Linked DNA regions of Homo sapiens: region 1 is linked to region 2. The links are chromatin contacts, found by Hi-C or POLR2A ChIA-PET in ENCODE. All regions are on one chromosome and are shown on one strand. The core of a region is the stretch at or near the end of the contact, and the rest is flanking DNA. Distances in the headings are between cores, read along the strand shown. Region 1 holds the start of RIMS3 (regulating synaptic membrane exocytosis 3). Region 2 holds the start of FOXO6 (forkhead box O6).

Region 1 (3,593 bases), core at 832-3,331, 700 kb before region 2:
GCTCAGCACCTGGGCAGGAAGTTGGGAAGCCCAGAGAGTAGCAGCTTTAGGCCTGGGTTCTGCGCAGTAAAATCCAATTAAAGTCCAGAGACCAGAAGCGTCGTTGAGCAAGGAGGGAGGGAGAGAGAATAGTTAAGACAGTGACACAGACCACATGCCCTGGGAGAAGGGACCGTGGTCCCTGCTGGGTCCTCAGCACCTGGCTCCTGCACGCCCGCCCAGCAAGTACTTGGCACAGGGGTTGCTCATGAGTTCAGCAGTTAGCTGCTGAGCCCTCCTGAGTGCCAGGCACTGTGCTGCGCAGCTCAAATCCACCATTTCACTCACTCCTTCCTGCTACCCACATAGCAGCTGGGTTTGTTTTACTGAAAGAGTCTCAGAGAGGGGAAGTGATTTCCTCAATATCACACAGCCAGAAAGTGGCAGAGCTTGGGTTTGAAGCCAAGTTTAACCAACTCTGGGCTTCATACCCTGCAAAGGGTCGGATAAGTGTAGAACCCCAGGGCTGGAAGTCCCTAAGCAAGGCAGTCAGGAACAGAAGGCAGGGAAGGGGTCTGTGGGCCCTAAACAAACAACAAAGGGCATGGTGCTTGGTTTAAGCACAGGGCACATGGGTCACCTCCCCAGCACATCCCTGCCAACCCACCCACCCCGCCTCCCAACCAAGAATGCCCCATTAGGCTACCCACATGCCCCCAGGGACAGTTGGCAGCTGCCTGATTACAGACTAATTGGTGGCTGGCAGCAACTATGGTGGGGTGGGGGAGATGGCTCATTAACCCCTTGTTGACCAGGCCCAATCCTCCTCCCATGACTTCAGGCCCCAAACCCAAGGAACCCAGACTTAAGAAGTCATCATGGATAGAGGACAGGACCAAAGGAGCAGCAGCCTTCTTCCCTACATCCTGATAACACCCCTGGGGCTAGGGTTGGACACATATTCACCCAGGTGTCCAAGCCCTGAAGGACCACATTGAAACAGGCCCCAAGTGGCAGTGCCAGCCAATGCCCCCTGTTCTCCAGCCTTGATATGCCATTGCCCACCCCATTCCAGGATCCTTCCTGAGCCTTCAGGACCAGGACACTGAAGAAACCCACTCCTCAGGGCTGAGTTGTCCAGAGGTGATGGGGACATGGAGTCCAGGTACCCAGGCGGCCAGTCAGGGAAGAGCTCCTCCCTATGAATGAGAGCATGCCCAAGTTGCCCATCAAGGGTCCTGCCAAGCCTCCCTGAACCCTGGGCTCTGCACCATGCTGCTGACCAACTGCATTCCCAGCTTCCCAAAGCCCCCTCTTCCCACCCCAGGGCTGGAGTAAGCAGCACTCCTTTTCTTTTATGGGGTGGAGGGGGTCCTCTGGACACCACAACGGTGTCACGTTGAGGAAAAAGTGGCTGCTTCTCAACCAGGGCACAGGCAGAAGGGAGAAAAGCAGGCTGCCTTCCAGCTCCCTTTCCAGGAGGGATTTTAAGCACTTTCCAAAAATGCCATGCCAGGCAATGCTGTTGAAGACCAGGGCCCCAGGAGCTCTGAGCATCAGCAAAGAACTCAAGACTCTGGGCCCCCTTCCCCATTTTCCAGGCTTCCCCAAACACCCCACGTCCCTCTCTCATCCCTTAGTCCCCTCCCCAGAGCCCTCTCACACCCTGTGTTCATCCCCCCACCCCCGCCCCTGCACACTCACATACCTACGTTGCGCTTCATGGCCAGAGCCCCCCTCCCCCCGTGGTCCTCCAGACCTCTGCAGCCCCCTCCCCACGTCCACTCCCAGGCGAGCAAGGCCTGCTGACTTACCCGGAGGTGGGGCCGGGGTCCAGACAGGGAGGGGGCCTCCACAGGCCGAGGCGGCTCCGCAAGGCGGGGCAGGTGCTGCCCCGGGACCCCGCCCCGCGAACCCGGCAGTAGGCGCGGCCCGGCCCCAGGCTGGCGCGGACTCCGAGTGGATAGGCACGCGGGGCGGGGAGGGGCGGCGAGGGAGGCTCACGGGGGCATCGCCCGCCACCACGGGGGCAGCTCCGCTCCGCCCGCCTGCGCTGCCGGCTCCGCAGCAGCCACCGTTTTCAGTCGCCGCCGGGTGCAAAGCCCAAGCTTGGGCCGGCGGGAGGCGAAGGGGAGGCGGGGCCTGCCGGGGGCGGGGCCGCGTGGATGGGCGGGGCCAGTGGGCCGGACCTTGGTGGTGGGCGGGGCCTAGGGGAATCCGGGGAGTTTGGCTTGCCGGGTTGTGGTTGGGGGACCTACATTAATGAGGCTTCCAAGAAGCGGGGTCTGGGGAAGCCTCATTCCTCTCCGTGTCCCTAGGACTCTCTTGCCTCCTGCCCGGCCTCCCCTCTCCACCACCTACCCTATCTGTTCTTTCTCATCCTTCCTTTTCTTTGGGGCACCTCCCAGGACCTCACAGGCACCACGGCGCCCCCTGCCCTGCCCTGCCCTGAAGCAGTTCCAGGAACGTCAGATGGTAAGAGAAGAAACGACTTACAAACGTCAAGTCCATTTTACAGATGGAAAATCTGAAGCTCAGATAGGAGAAAAGACTTGCCCAAGTGCCTGGTATGAAGAGAAAGACTTTATAATGTCCCTTTCAGACAGAAGGAAGTAGAGTGGCCGGCCCTGAAGCCCAAGTTAACCTGCTTCCCCTGCGCTCTCTACTTCTAGAGCAATGGTTTTAAACTTGGGGCGATTTTGCCCCCCAGGGAACATTCGACCATGTCTGGAGACATTTTTGGTTTTCCCAACGAGGAGGTTGCTACTGGCGTCTCATGAGAAGAGACCAGGGATGCTGCTACACGCCTTCAATGCACAGGACAGCCCCTGCGCCAGAGAATTGTCAGGCCCGAAATGTCAGCAGGTTTCTGAGGTTGAGAAACTCTGTTCTAGGGCCTGGCATCTGCCTATATAAACTTCCAAATAGACTCCTGGAGTCCTGGGTTCTTCTGCAGCCCGGGAGGATACTGTATGAAGTCTTTCCTAGGGTCGTGCCTGCCCCAACTTGTATATTTAACCTTGCTTAGGACTGGTCAGTTCCACTCTTGGGCTCCAGTGTTTTGAATTCCACCCACTGACAGAGAGGACAGAATAATTAATATTTGCTGGAGGCATGTAAAACCAGTAGTCTCCCTGCTGAGGGCATGAATTAAAATGTAAATGGGAGCTGGGTGCGGTGGCTCATGCCTGTACCAGTGTTTTGGGAGGCCAAGGTGGGTGGATTGCTTGAGGCTGGGAGTTCGAGATCAACCTGGCCAACATGGTGAAACCCCATCTCTACTAAAAATACAAAAATTAGCCAGGTGTGGTGGCACACAACTATAGTCCCAGCTACTCGGGAGGCTGAGGTACGAGAATCACTTGAACCCAGGAGGCGGAGGTTGCAGTGAGCCGAGGTCGCACCACTGCACTCCAGCCTGAGTGACAGGGGGAACTCTGTCTCAAAAAAAAGTAAATGGGGAGTGGGAAGGTGGGGAGAAAAAGGAAAATTATTGGGATTAAAGGATCCTCCTGGGGATTGCTAGGAGGCATAGTCATCCTACGCCTTCCCTTCTCACCTGGTCTGTGAGAAGCATAAACTGAGGCCCTACAATGTGAAAAGCCTCAAAGTGC
Region 2 (3,391 bases), core at 294-2,793:
TGAGAAAGGAGGCCATCTCCCATGGCCTGGGCTCAGCCCTCCCACTGCCCAGAGACCTTCGCATCTCCAGCGTCCTCAGGAGCAAGGTACTGGCTGGTAAAGAAATCAGGAGCTTGAGATTCCAGTCCTGGCCATGCCACCAGGGGAATCACCTGCTCATTCTGGGCCTCAGTTTCCTGATTGGCAAAATAGGAATATTGTGCTAAAGGGGCACAAGGTGTTGCTGGCAGCTCAACAAGTGGTCTGGGCAAGCAGAGAACAGAAAGTGTTGGGAGTTGGGGCTAGAGAAGGTGTCAGGGCTAAGTTGACATTTGCACGGAGCTTTGAAGAGTGGGAGAATCTCTGATGAGGGCCTTGCGGCGGGGAAATGGTGTTCTAGGCAGAGGGGATAAATACCCTGAGCGAAGGCCAGCAGGTGCAGTGGTGACTGGGAAACCTAGCTCAGCAGCCTGTAGGATGAGGCCACGGACTGCCCAACCTCTCGGCTAGCCTCGCCCTTCTGAGCTCATGTGATGATCTGATTAGCATCTGACTCCTGACTAGTCTATGCAGTAGGGGACCTCATTTGTTTCAGTTGCTGCTCTCACTGTAGAGCCCTGGACAGTGCCTGGTGCGTCAGAGGTGCTCAATAAATATCCAGGAACTGATTGAGAAGCATCTCCCCAAACACTGTGAACTTTAGACAAGTGCTTGTTCCAACAACCGCAGTAAGAACCTCCCACAGACTCTAAAACAATGGTTTGCAAGGTGTGGTCTCTCGTGCATCACCTGGGAGCTGGTTAGAAATGCAAAGTCTGGGGCCCCAACCCAGACCTGCCGAATCAGAAACTCTGGAGTTGGGGTCCAGCAATGTTAACAAGCTCTAGGGGATGATTCTGCTCTGCGTCAAACTTTGAGAACTGGAGCTCTAAAACTATGACCACAGGCACCATGAAGAACATGTTTGCGGATGGAGGAGCGAGAATTGTGGCAAAGCCTAGCCTAGAACCCAGGTATTCTTGACCCATTCTTTTTCCCCAGCTCAGTCCAGGGCACAAAGAAGAGCAGAGTTCGATCATCCTCCCTGTCAGAGTCCTGGAACGGAGACTTGGGAACGTCAGGAGTCTACAAACAGAGGGCGGGGCAGTCCTCTCCGGAGTAGAAGGCGGGGCCAGTGCCCTGAGCCCCGCCCCATCCCGTTGCCCCGGGAAACCCCGGGTTGTAACAATAACCGGTGACGCGCTTCTGGGAGGGATCCTGTCGAGCCCATGGGCAGGACAGTCCAGCCGCGGACCAATGGGAGTGTTAGGGCTCCGCCCCCTAGCCCCCCCGCCTCCGCGCCGAGCAGGGGGCGGGGTCGCGCCAGCCGCTCCGCCCCTGCTCCGTAGGCGGCGCTGTTGCTTGCAGGGGCTGCGGCGGGGTCGCCCCGAGCTGGGAGCTCAGCGCCCGGTCTCCCAGCCCGCGGGCGGGGCACCTGGGCTGGCTGAGGATTCCGCGGCCGCAGGCGAAACGCCCCGCCCCCTCCCGCGTCGGGCCCGCCCCCTCCCCGTCCCCCGCCCATCCCGAGGTGCAGCCGGCGCTGAGCGCGGCAGGCGCGGGAGCTGGCGCTGGAGCCGGAGCGGCGGCGGCGGCAGCATTCACCGGGCGGCGGCGGCGCGGGCTCCGGCACCGGCTCGGGCTCCGGCATGGTGCAATCCGGCCTCGTCCCGGGAGAGCAGGGCCCGTGCGCAGGGCCGGCGCCCGGGGAGCGGCGGCAGCGGCGGTGGCGGTGGTGGCTGCAGGCGCAGGCAGGCGGCAGGTGCTAGAAGCGGGGCTGGGCGAGGTGTGTGCCCGCTGGGCTCCCGGGCCGCCGCCCCCTCACTGCCCAGGTCTTTCCCTCCCTTCGTGCTCCCCAGCGCGTCCAGCCCCCTGCCTCCGCGCCTCGGCCCATGGCGCCCCGCGGCTGAGACAGCGCCGCCAGGGACCCCTCCCGCGGGCCTCCCCGGGGCGTGCAGATCCCGGAGCCGCCCGCCCACCCTCCGCGAAGCCTCCCTCCCCTCCTCGCCCGAGCCGGGCGGGACCATGGCTGCGAAGCTGCGAGCGCATCAGGTGGACGTGGACCCGGACTTCGCGCCGCAGAGCCGGCCGCGCTCGTGTACCTGGCCCCTGCCGCAGCCTGACTTGGCCGGCGACGAGGACGGAGCGCTGGGCGCAGGGGTGGCCGAGGGCGCCGAGGACTGCGGGCCGGAGCGCCGGGCTACGGCCCCGGCGATGGCCCCAGCGCCGCCCCTGGGCGCGGAGGTCGGACCGCTGCGGAAAGCGAAGAGCTCTCGGCGGAACGCGTGGGGGAACCTGTCCTACGCCGACCTCATCACCAAAGCCATCGAGAGCGCCCCGGACAAGCGGCTCACGCTCTCGCAGATCTACGACTGGATGGTCCGTTACGTGCCCTACTTCAAGGATAAAGGCGACAGCAACAGCTCGGCCGGCTGGAAGGTGGGGGCGTCCGGCTGGGGAGGGGGCTGGGGACGCCGACTGGGGCTTCCAGGGGCTGCTAGGTGTGTTGGGCTCCAGGAGGGCCGTCAGAAGGAGGGCTTTTTGGCACCCCCCGGGGTCACAGAGTGTGCGCCCAGGGCGTGGGGCCGGCCAGCGGACGGGCGGGGGCGTACTGGGAGCAGCTGTGTGCGTGCTCCCTTGCGGGGAGGGATGCGGGGTGGGAGGTCTGGTAGGGTGACAAGGGACTGCCGCTTTGAGGCGTCCCCGAGGCACGTCCCCACCCTGTCCTTGGGGGCATAGCAGAGGAACCCATTCCCAGGCCGCGGACATTGGGGAGCCTCCCCCTCCTCCCCCAAGTCTGCTTTGTGTGACTCTTGTTTTACCCTTTCCACCAGGGCACCCTTCTTAGAGCGCTGGAATAATGACTTGGGGCCAATGCCGGCTTTCCCTCCCAAATCTCTATCATTGCGCTTCCTGGAGCTGTCCCCAGGGTGAGGAGTGTGACCATGGGCCCACAGTTCTTCTTGTGGTGCCAGAGTTCACCCTAGGGCACCAACCAGCCTGGAGTGGGGAACTCGGCAGGTGACCTGAGATCTGAGTTCTCCATGGGGTGGCTGCTGCCCCCCTTACCTAGATCAGGATGGGGGTCACTGGTGATGGCCCCTGCTGGTGTGAGGACAGGGTGTTGAGAGCTGGGGATCTGTCCATACCCACCCAGGATGCTTTTTTCCACTTCCCTAGCTGTCGGAGCCCAGATCCATTTAGGGGCTGGGGGAGGGGCAGGGTACCCCAGGGAGGCCTCAGTGCCAGCCAGTGGAAAGGGGGGAGCCACCTTAGGAGGGGACAGGGGCTTGCTTGGATTGTGGCCTCTCGACCCAGCTCCTCCCCTGGCCATCTTGTTGGAGAGTGGGGATAGTCTATGCCTTTGGGGGAGAGG

The links. A loop is a pair of places that touch in the nucleus more often than their neighbours do. ChIA-PET counts read pairs that join two places held with the same protein, here RNA polymerase II (POLR2A). Pooled maps may share reads with other maps.
Region 1: a map of CD8-positive, alpha-beta T cell shows a loop between it and region 2 (16-fold over the local background). The contact joins the promoter of RIMS3 here to the promoter of FOXO6 in region 2. A Hi-C loop is called at or near these places in 2 of 168 maps with a recorded cell type or tissue (CD4-positive, alpha-beta T cell and CD8-positive, alpha-beta T cell) and 5 of 50 pooled maps. POLR2A ChIA-PET finds 5 or more read pairs at or near these places in 1 of 52 experiments (OCI-LY7).

Annotation. Positions count from the first base shown.
Region 1 is chr1:40,663,601-40,667,193 of GRCh38, forward strand. RIMS3 (regulating synaptic membrane exocytosis 3) reads right to left here and starts at 2,082. Exons shown (of 8, transcript NM_014747.3): 1 at 1,794-2,082. LOC105378675 (a long non-coding RNA gene) reads left to right here. Exons shown (of 2, transcript XR_947238.3): 2 at 2,388-3,593. RefSeq lists an enhancer at 1-350 and a silencer at 1,798-2,227.
Region 2 is chr1:41,359,891-41,363,281 of GRCh38, forward strand. It overlaps FOXO6 (forkhead box O6), which reads left to right and starts at 1,544. Exons shown (of 3, transcript NM_001291281.3): 1 at 1,544-2,454. The coding sequence starts at 2,041. RefSeq lists enhancers at 950-1,019, 1,087-1,381 and silencers at 1,180-1,839, 2,040-2,259.